2 separate regions of the Homo sapiens genome follow, and region 2 is linked to region 1. A link is a contact called in ENCODE Hi-C or POLR2A ChIA-PET data. All regions are on one chromosome and are shown on one strand. The core of a region is the stretch at or near the end of the contact, and the rest is flanking DNA. Distances in the headings are between cores, read along the strand shown.

Region 1 (5,169 bases), core at 1,048-3,547:
TTCTGACCTCTTATGCCCTACATCCCCACCCAATTGAAAGTATTTTTTTGAAAGAATGCCTTACTACTGATACAGTGTCAATTGGTGCTATGATTTGAATGTGTTTCCTCCAAAATTCAGGTGTTGCCAATGTGATAGTATTAAGAGGTGGGATCTGTAGGAGGTGATTAGGCCATGGGGTTCCTCCCTCATCAATAGAATTAAGGCACATATAAAAGAGGCTTCACGTAGCATTTAGCTAGCTTTCCAACTTGTCCTTTCATCATGTGAGGATGCAGCAAAAAGGCCCTCACCAGAAACCAGATGTGAGCACCTTGATCTTGGACTTACCAGCCTCCAGAAGTATGAGAAATGTATTTTATTTTATTTATCATAGATATAAATTACCTAGTCTCAGATTTTTTTTGTTACGGCAGCCCAAAATGGATTAAGACAATGAGAATGTAATTGGTATTAATTATGTGGAAAATAAATTGGCATTATTTATGAAAATTTTAAATTGATGTGCTCTTTTAAAAGCAGCAATCCCACTTCCAGGAATTTATCTCACAAATACACTCATATATGAGAAAGTATAAAAGAAAAATATTCCATAAAGCATTGTTTGCAATAGCAAAATAGTAAAACAAATATCTGTCAAGATACACAAATAATTTAGTATGCATAGAATATTACTGGAAGAATATAAAAAATGATTTAAAAATTAGAGATAGTGTATATAGTATTTTTATAAATACATAAGTATATTTCATAAGTTTATAATATTTTAAAAACTAGTCACCTTCAAAGCCAAATGTGGTGGAATGCACCCATAATCCCAGCTACCTGGGAGGCTGAGGCAAGAGGATCACTTGAGCTCAGGAGTTTGGAGGCTTGGGCACATAGCAAGACCCTGTCTCCAAAAAAAAAGAAAAAAAAAAACTGAGCCCAGGAGTTCAAGACTGGCCTGGACAAGATGGCAAGACCCCATCTCTACAAAAAATGAAAATGAAAATGTTAGCCAGGCACAATTGCACAAGTCTTTAATCTCAGCTACTTGAGAGGCTGAGGCAGGAGGATCCCTTGAGCCCAAGAGTTCGATATGGCAGTGAGCTATGATCATGCCACTGCACTTCTGCCTGGGTGACAAAATAAGACCTCATCTCTTAAAAAAAACAAGGCAAAACAAAAACCTGACATTTAATATTTTTCACGGTTTTGAACAATTAAAAAAACACTAATCACCTTCAGATAATGATAGAGAACCAATTTATTATGTTGATAACTGGTAAAAAGGGAAAAAAATTAAAAATTTATCTTGCTTTTCTCTCATGAATTGTACCATTGGATAACCAAATAGGTGAAGGGAAGCTCTCTTTATAAAAATATTTTAATTAATGCATTTATTAAATGGTAGAAATGGAATATTACCATTTTGTAACCCCCAACAAATAATGGATGCACTCAATGAGCGTCGATGGTTGCTAACATTCCAAAGAGAGACAAGAAGATATCTGCTTTCTGATGGAAGAAGATACCACTTCCTATAATCTTCCCAAAGGGATTAAACATGAGTATACTCCCTCTGCATCCAGCTGTCAATATGAAAAATATACAACTGACAGAACATGCAGACCTCCACCATAAATATAAAATCAGCAAAATCCAGACTGTGAGAAACTGCAGGTCAAACAGTTCACATTCTTCCACAGATTACTGTAAGGGAGAGAAAGAGATATATACTAAAATTATTTAAAATGTATATTAGTTGTTTTTTTTTTTTGAATGGGCAAGATTAAACTTAAGTGCCTTGAGATACACATTTGGGTGCATCACTTCCTTGATGACTACGAAAGTGAAAATAGCGGTTACTTTGAGGTGGAAAGAAGAGATTCTGGGGTGGCTGGCAAAGTTCTATTTCCTGACACAAATACAAGGGTGTTTATAATAGTTCCATTACATAATACACTTTTTCCGTATTCATGTTTTAGTTCATATTAAAGATGTTTAAAGATCAATTTTTTGAAAAAAAGGAATATGTGCATTATACAGAGGGAAGCAAAAGACTCTAATATGTGGAGCCTCTCCCTCTGAGCCATCTCTTAGATATTTTACATACTTGCTCATTTATTCCTTATAAGTAACCTATGAGGATTGAGGAAAATATTTTTGTAAACTTTGTAAACTGAGTTTACAGAGGTCGAGTAACTTTCTCAAGGCTAAGACCATGTCACTAATAAGTGGCAGAACCAGAGCTCTAATTTTTCCAGTACTCTGCACTGCCACTCATGAGGCTAAAGGAGAATGCTGCATGAACCCTCATCTCTCAAGCTAGACATTTCTCGGTGAAACACCTTCCTTCCTGTTGATCAATGTCTGCCACTACTTGAATAACTTAAGGTCAAGCATAGGTTAGGTATCCTGCAGTGGTTTTCTCTGATCTATCACTTGTTTTTCAGCCTAATTTGTGATGTGATTAGAGAAAGTTGCCTCCAAGGGAGAAACATAAATTCACCTGTAAAAAAAAAAAATCACACCTTTCCTCTAATAAGATCCCTTTATGTGCCAAGCCAAAGTGCATGACCACTTGGCCCTTCCGTACAGCTCCTTCACAGTCTGAAGCATTTTCTGCTAACTAGAGGCACCAGCTGTGCCAAGACAAGCTGTTTGTCCACCCCTTGCCTGCCTTGAGTGGGAAATAATAACATGACATTGTAAAACACAGGGGTGCCCAGCAGCCTTTCATTTGGTGAAAGTAACTGCAAGGGCTCAGAGCTGGGTTAATGGATACAACAGTGCCTGTAATCAGATCCAGGTGCTGTATATACTTGTTATTGATTACGACTTCAATAATTGCAAAATCAACCAACCAAAAGAATCATGAAAAAAATATTATGCAAGATGTCTAAACAGAGGCCCCAAAACCAGCAGTTGCTGGAGAAGTATTTATCACCTTTTTCAAGATCCAAGCTTAGGGTATTGTATGTTTGGCAAAATAGCTATATTTCAGCAGGGCTTAAAGAGATTACTTGTCTCAGGGCTTTCAGTTTGGCCGGTAACAGATGAAGACAGATTGATTGAAAGCATTTGAACAAATATAAACTTGAACAAGCTGAATGGACGTGATTAAGTTAATTAGGGTCGATAAATGCCATTGACAATATCTTACAACTCTTCCTTTATCTTGGAGTATTTCTTTCTTATATAACACAGGCAAGTGGATATGGTGACTCTAATATTAAACCTGTAACTGAGTAGCCATTCAGCCTAATTAACTAGACACCATCTCTCAATGGCCTGCTAGATAATTAACGTTTTATTTTATACATGTAATATTACTCATCATTTACTGTATGCCTATTATGTACCAGACACTATGGCATTTACCCTGTATTTTTTGTTTTTTTAATTTATTTAACTTTTATTTTAAGTTCAGGGGTACTTGTGCAGGTTCTTTACATAGGTAAACTTGTGTCATGGGGGGTTTTTGTACAGATTATTTTGTCACCCAGGTATTAAGCATAGTACCCATTAGTTATTTTTCCTGATCCTCTCCCTCCTCCCACCTTCCACCCCCCAATAGGCCACAGTGTGTGTTGTTCCCCTCTGTGTGTCCATGTGTTCTTATCACTTAGCTCCCACTTATAAGTGGGAACATGCCATATTTGGTTTTCTGTTCCTGCATTAGTTTGTTAAGGATAATGGCCTCCAGCTCCATCCATGTTCCTGCAAAGGACATGACACAATCTCATTCTTTTTTATTTTAAGACAGGGTCTGGCTCTGTCACCCAGGATGGAGTATAGTGGTGCAATCTCAGCTCACTGCAACCTCTGTCTCCTGGATTCAAGTCATCCTCCCACCTCAGCCTCCCAAATAGCTGAAACTACAGGCACATACCACCATGCCCAGCTAGTTGAGCTCATTCTTTTTTATGGCTGCATAGTATTCCTTGGTATACATATACCACATTTTCTTTATGCAGTCTATCATTGATGGGCATTTAGGTTGATTCCATGTCTTTGGTATTGTGAATAGTGTTGCAATGAACATATGCCTGTGTCTTCATAATAGAATGATTTATATTCCTTTGGGTGTATACCCACTAATGGGATTGCTGAGTTGAATAGTATTTCTGTCTTCAGATATTTGAGGACTTGCCACACTATTTTCCACAATCATTGAACTAATTTACACTCCCAACAGTGTATAAGTGTTCCTTTTCTCTGCACCCTCACCAGCATCTGTTATTTTTTGACTTTTTAATTGCCATTCTGACTGGTGTAAGATGGTATCTCATTGTGGTTTTGATTTGCATTTCTCTAATGATCAGTGGTGATGAGCTTTTTTCATATGATCGTTGGCCACATGTATGTCTTCTTTTGGAATATGTCTGGTCATGTCCTTTGCCCACTTTTTCATGGGGTTGTCTTTTTCTTGTGAATTTGCTTAAGTTCCTCATAGATGCTGAATATTAGGCCTTTGTCGGATACATAGTTTGCAAAAATTTTCTCCCACTCAGTAGGTTGTCTGTGCACTGTTGATAGTTTCCTTTGCTGTGCAGAAGCTCTTTAGTTTAATTAGATCCCATTTGTCAATTTTGCTTTTGTTGCAATTGTTTTTGGTGTTTTCACCATGAGATCTTTGCTCATTCCTACGTTCAGAAAGGTATTGCTTACATTGTCTTCCAGGGTTTTTATAGTTTTTGGTTTTACATTTAATTCTTTAATCCATCTTGAGTTAATTTTTGTACATGGTATAAGGAAGGGGTCCAGTTTCAATCATCTGCATATAGCTGGCCAGTTATCCAGCACCACTTATTCAATAGGGAATCCTTTCCCCAGTGCTTGTTTTTGTTAGCTTTGTCAAAGATCAGATATTTGTAGGTGAGCAGCCTTACTTCTGGGTTTTCTATTCTGTTTCATTGGTTTATGTGTCTGTTTCTTGTACCAGCACCATGCTGTTTTGATTACTGTAGCCCTATAGTTTAGTTTGAAGTCAGTTATTAATAGCATGATGCTTCCAGCTTTGTTCTTTTTGCTTAGTATTGCCTTGGCTATTCAAGCTCTCTCTCTCTCTTTTTTTTTTTTTCTTGAGACAGTCTCACTCTGTCACCCAGACTGGAATGCAGTGGCGTGATCTTAGCTCACTACAACCTCTGCCTCCTGGGTTCAAGTGATTCTCCTGCCTCA
Region 2 (4,973 bases), core at 762-3,261, 210 kb after region 1:
GTAGTCCACTAAACAAAGGGAAGGAAACCTATTGGGTGGAAACTGGGAGTGGGAGGGAAGGTATGACATTTGTGTTGAGATAGAATGAAATAAATGACAGACCTTAGAAATCTCAGTGAATACTGAGGATACTGCATTAATAAAGTTGATTAATTTTTATGTTTTTGTGGGCACTCAAATAGCAAAAAGCGGCTTTCCTAGCCAGGTTCACTGATAAGCATCTTTGTTACTATGGGGTGATGCTTAGTACTAGATAAAAGGACTTTTAAAATGGATTTTAGTTTTATTTATTTATTTATTTATGAGGCAGAATCTTGCTCTCTTACCCAGTCTGGAGTGCAGTAGTGTCATATTGCCTCACTGCAGCCTCTGCCTCCGGGGTTCAAGCGATTCTCCTGTCTCAGCCTCCCAAGTAGCTGGGACTACAGGCGTGTGCCACCAGACTGGGCTAACTTTTGTATTTTTACGGGGTTTCACCATCTTGGCCAGGCTGGTCTCGAGCTCCTGACCTCAAGTGATCTGCCCACCTCAGCCTCCCAAAGTGCTGAGATGGCAGGTGTGAGCCACCATGCCCGGCAAAATGAATTTTAGTTTTAATATGTGGTAATAGGGAAGTACATACATTAGTGATACTTGCTTTCATTTCTGAATCATTGAAACAGCTGTTTCAGAAACATGCTTTACTGTAGTATTGAGTTAATCAGTTTACAATAAATTTATGGAGTTTTCCAAAACTTCTGAAGTAATTAGGAAATCCTAGCCAAGCTCTTTTTTATACATTAGTCCTTAAATTGTGTCAAGAAATTCAATGAATTTGGAAGCTTTTAAGTTTTAATTTCTACATGGACAATTATGACTAATTAATATTTGTTATTATTATTATTTTGTTACTATAATGAAAAGAGAAGGAAAGAATTTGGGATCTAAAGCCCAGAAGACCAGGGTTGGAATCTCTACTATGTTACTTTATAAATGCGCAGGCTTTAAGCAAGTATCTCCCCTGAGGTTCAGTTTTTTCCCTCTGTAAACAGCATATGGGCCGGGCATGGTGGCTCACGCCTATAATCCCAGCACTCTGGGAGGACGAGGCAGGTGGATCACAAGGTCAAGAGATGGAGACCATCCTGGCCAACATGGTGAAACCTCGTCTCTACTAAAAATACAAAAATTAGCTGGGTGTGGTGGTGCATGCCTGTAGTCCCAGCTACTCAGGAGACTGAGGCAGGAGAATCGCTTGAACCCAGGAGGTGGAGGTTGCAGTGAGCCAAGATCAGGCCACTGCACTTAGGCCTGGTGACAGAGTGAGACTCCGTCTCAGAAAAAAAACCAAAAACCAAAAAAAAAACATGATATGGTAGTATCAGTATTTGTCTGTTTTGTTGTTGTTTTTTTTTTTTTAGAGAATCAAATGATATAGTATATGCAAAAGTACTTTGTAACTTGTAACTTGTCAAGTGCTATATTAATGTATTTTCCTTTAGAACTCAGTTTTTATTGTTGAGCAGAGGATTTGTTATATTGGGGTTAGTGGCATGAGATGCTCTACAGAAACTACAAATTTTCTTGTTTCTTTCTTTCTTTCTTTTTTTTTTTTTTTTTTTTTTTTTTTTGAGACGAGTCTTGCTCTTGTCACCCAGGCTGGAGTGCAGTGGCATGATCTCAGCTCACTGCAACCTCTGCCTCCTGAATTCAAGCAGTTCTCCCGGGCTCAGCCTCCCCAGTAGCTGGGACTACAGGCACATGCCACTACACCTGGCTAATTTTTGTATTTTTAATAGAGGCAGAGTTTCACCATATTGGTCAGGGTGGCTTGAATCCTGACCTCAGGTGATCCACCTGCCTTGACCTCCCAAAGTGCTGGGACTACAGGTATGAGCCACTGTGCCCAGCCTTGTTTTGCTTTTACAACCTTGGGTTATATGTGTATGTGTACAGGACATAGCAGTGTCACAGAGGAAATCATAATTATTCCCCTTGTTAGGGGGTATTGAATGGGACATTAGGTGTGTCTTCATTCTTCAAGTTCTTCTTACTCTTAAAAGATGTGTCAACAGTTTTCAGTGTGCTATATTTAGCTTCTCTCAAGGTTCCTTCTCTAATTTGAAAGTGTAAACATCCCTTTTCTAGTAGGAAATATACCCATGTTCATTTTTCAGACATATATTAGTCATCTGCTGTATGCTAGGCAGTATGCTAGGATGAATTTAATAAGGTTCATCCTTCAAAGACCTTTATTTTTATTTTTAAAGTTTTTTTTTTTTTTTTAAAGAGGGTGCTCACTATGTAGCCCAGGCTGGTCTCAAACACCTGAACTCAAGCAATCCTCCCACCTCGGCCTCCCAAAGTGTTGGGTTTATAGGCATGAGCCACCACACTCGGCCTCAAAGAGCTTTATAATATAGAAAGGCTATTGATTTTTTTTTTTTGGTTTAACAAAAAACACATAATAATGCCAAACACCTCAGTTCCTTAGAAATATTAATTCATTTAACCTCATATCAATCTTAGGTAGGAACTATTATTACCCTTTTTACAGGCACGGGAAACTGAGGCATAGATAAGGAACTTGATTATGTCACACAACTAGAAAGTGGAATTTCTGGTTAAAATCCCTGGAGTCTGGTTCCACAGTTTATGCTGTTGGTTACTAGACTTGGCTGCCCTCAGACATCTGAATAGCTAATTGTGCATCTTAGGCATATAAATAGCTAATTTAAAGGAAAGTAAAGGTTAAACTAGTGAGTTAAATGTTACTGTAATTGATTATTGAAGTTGATCTCTTCATTCATGTATTCAGACATTTAGTTTGAACAGACATTAATTAGCCTACGATATATAAGGCAGTATGATAAATGTATACAGTGGTTAAGGGTAGGGATTATCTGTATGTGGATGCAAATTGAATTTCTGCCATTAAGAGGAATTTTTAGTGGTTCAGAACTTTTCTGTATAGGTGTAGTGAGATGCATCATAGTGACATACAAATACATTAAAATATTGTTTTCTTTTTTTTGAGATAGGGTCTTCTTGCTCTTTTGTCCAGGCTGGAGTACAGTGGGGTGATCTTGGCTCACTGCAACCTCCTCCCAGTTTCAAACGATTCTCATGCCTCAGCCTTCTGAGTAGCTGGATTACAGGCATGGGCTACCACAACCGGCTAATTTTTGTATTTTTTAGTAGAGACGGGGTTTCACCATATTGGCCAGGCTGGTCTCAAACTCCTGACCTCAGGTGATCCACCTGCATCACCCTCCCAAAGTGCTGGGATTACAGGTGTGAGCCGCTGCACCTGGCCTAAAATATTGTTTTCATAGTTAAAGAATCACAATTATGGCCGGGCACTGTAGCTCACACCTGTAATCCCAGCACTTTTGGGAGGCTAAGGCAGGCAGATCATGGAGTCAGGAGATCAGGACCATCCTGGCTAACACGGTGAAACCCCGTCTCTACTAAAAATACAAAAAGAAATTAGCTGGGTGTGGTGGCACGCACCTGTAGTCCAGCTGCTCTGGAGGCTGAGGCAGGAGAACGGTGTGAACCCAGGAGGTGGAGCTTGCAGTGAGCTGAGATCGTGCCCCTGCACTCCAGCCTGGGCAACAGAGTGAGACTCTGTCTCAAAACAAAAACAAAAACAAAAAAAGAATCACAATTATTAGAATAGTGCTTGGAAAAATATGAGACTGGAATGATTCCTCACCAATGAGGATTCCTTATCAAGCAGAACAAGATTGTTAGGCTTATCTTATTTATTCAAGTTATTGAAGCTTTAGTAACCATGACACCTTTTCAGCAATAGCTTGAGCTGCTTTGCAAGGGCAGTATGCTTTTTAGCAAAGGTCATAGGAGCAGGTATACTCTGAGCCATCTGATTCATCTCCCTGTTTCAGTTTTCCTGTTACGTCAGGGAGCATTGAGGTCAGGAGTACTTCCACTTAGGCTTAGTGCTAAGGGGTAATAAACTATTTCATCTATATAAAACTACTTTTTCCAGTGTACTTAGAAGATGAGGAAGAGAGATTAGAAAGGTGGAAAGTTGGAGATGGGGTGGTGCTGCATTGCTTGGGAGAAGGGAGCATAAAGGGTCATTATTTTCAGTGTTGTCAGCATTTGTTTTAGAATATATTCTCAACTCCAGTGTGGTGATTCCTCAAGCATCTAGAACTAGAAATACTATTTGACCCAGCAATCCCATTACTGGGTATATACCCAAAGGATTATAAATCATGCTTTTATAAAGACACGTGCACACATATGTTTATTGTGGCACTATTCACAATAGCAAAGACTTGGAACCAACCCAAATGTCCATCAATGATAGACTGGATTAAGAAAGTGTGGCACATATACACCATGGAGTACTTTGCAGCCATAAAAAAGGATGAGTTCATGTCCTTTGCAGGGACATGGATGAAGCAGGAAACCATCATTCTAAGCAAACTATCACAAGGGCAGAAAAACAAACACCGCATGTTCTCACTTGTAGGTAGGAATTGAACAATGGGAACACTTGGACACAGGGCAGGGAACATCACACACCAGGCACAGTCGGGGGGTGGGGGGTCTGGGGGAGGGATAGCATTAGGAGAAATACCTAATGTAAATGACGAGTTGATTGGTGCAGCAAATCAACATGGCACATGTATACCTATGTAACAAACCTGCACGTTGTGCACATGTACCCTAGAACTTAAAAGTATAATAAAAAAACAAAAAAAAAAGAAGGAAAAAAGAATATATTCTCAAGTCATGCTGACTTGTAGACCTAAATGAAAAGATAATCTTAGGGGCTTTTGAAATTAAACTTATTAATAAATTAGATTTTGTCAAATTTACTGTTGGCAGGACATCTTGAAGAAAACTTTGAAAAATGCTTAGTATAATTTGCATCTTTAAGTTCTACATTCACTTCAAAAGTGGTTTTTTTTCTTTCTTTCTTTTTTTTGTTAGGAGCCCTCCCTAAGGCATATCCTGAT

The links. A loop is a pair of places that touch in the nucleus more often than their neighbours do. ChIA-PET counts read pairs that join two places held with the same protein, here RNA polymerase II (POLR2A). Pooled maps may share reads with other maps.
Region 2: a loop to region 1 is called in a pooled map, with 2.2 times the contacts of the local background. The contact joins two enhancer-like sites. A Hi-C loop is called at or near these places in 1 of 50 pooled maps. POLR2A ChIA-PET finds 5 or more read pairs at or near these places in 9 of 52 experiments (OCI-LY7, WTC11, activated B cell and 5 more).

What each region holds. Positions count from the first base shown.
Region 1 is chr11:82,958,299-82,963,467 of GRCh38, forward strand. No RefSeq gene overlaps it. Among named protein-coding and RNA genes, the nearest start is that of DDIAS, 59 kb to the left of the region's middle. RefSeq lists an enhancer at 2,421-2,580. Within about 2 kb of position 2,298, at least 6 of the 41 ENCODE cell types and tissues checked have a DNase peak (open chromatin) inside an H3K27ac peak, as active enhancers do.
Region 2 is chr11:83,172,138-83,177,110 of GRCh38, forward strand. It overlaps PCF11 (PCF11 cleavage and polyadenylation factor subunit), which reads left to right. Exons shown (of 16, transcript NM_001346413.3): 10 at 4,948-4,973. Among named protein-coding and RNA genes, the nearest start is that of PCF11-AS1, 13 kb to the right of the region's middle. Within about 2 kb of position 2,012, at least 2 of the 41 ENCODE cell types and tissues checked have a DNase peak (open chromatin) inside an H3K27ac peak, as active enhancers do.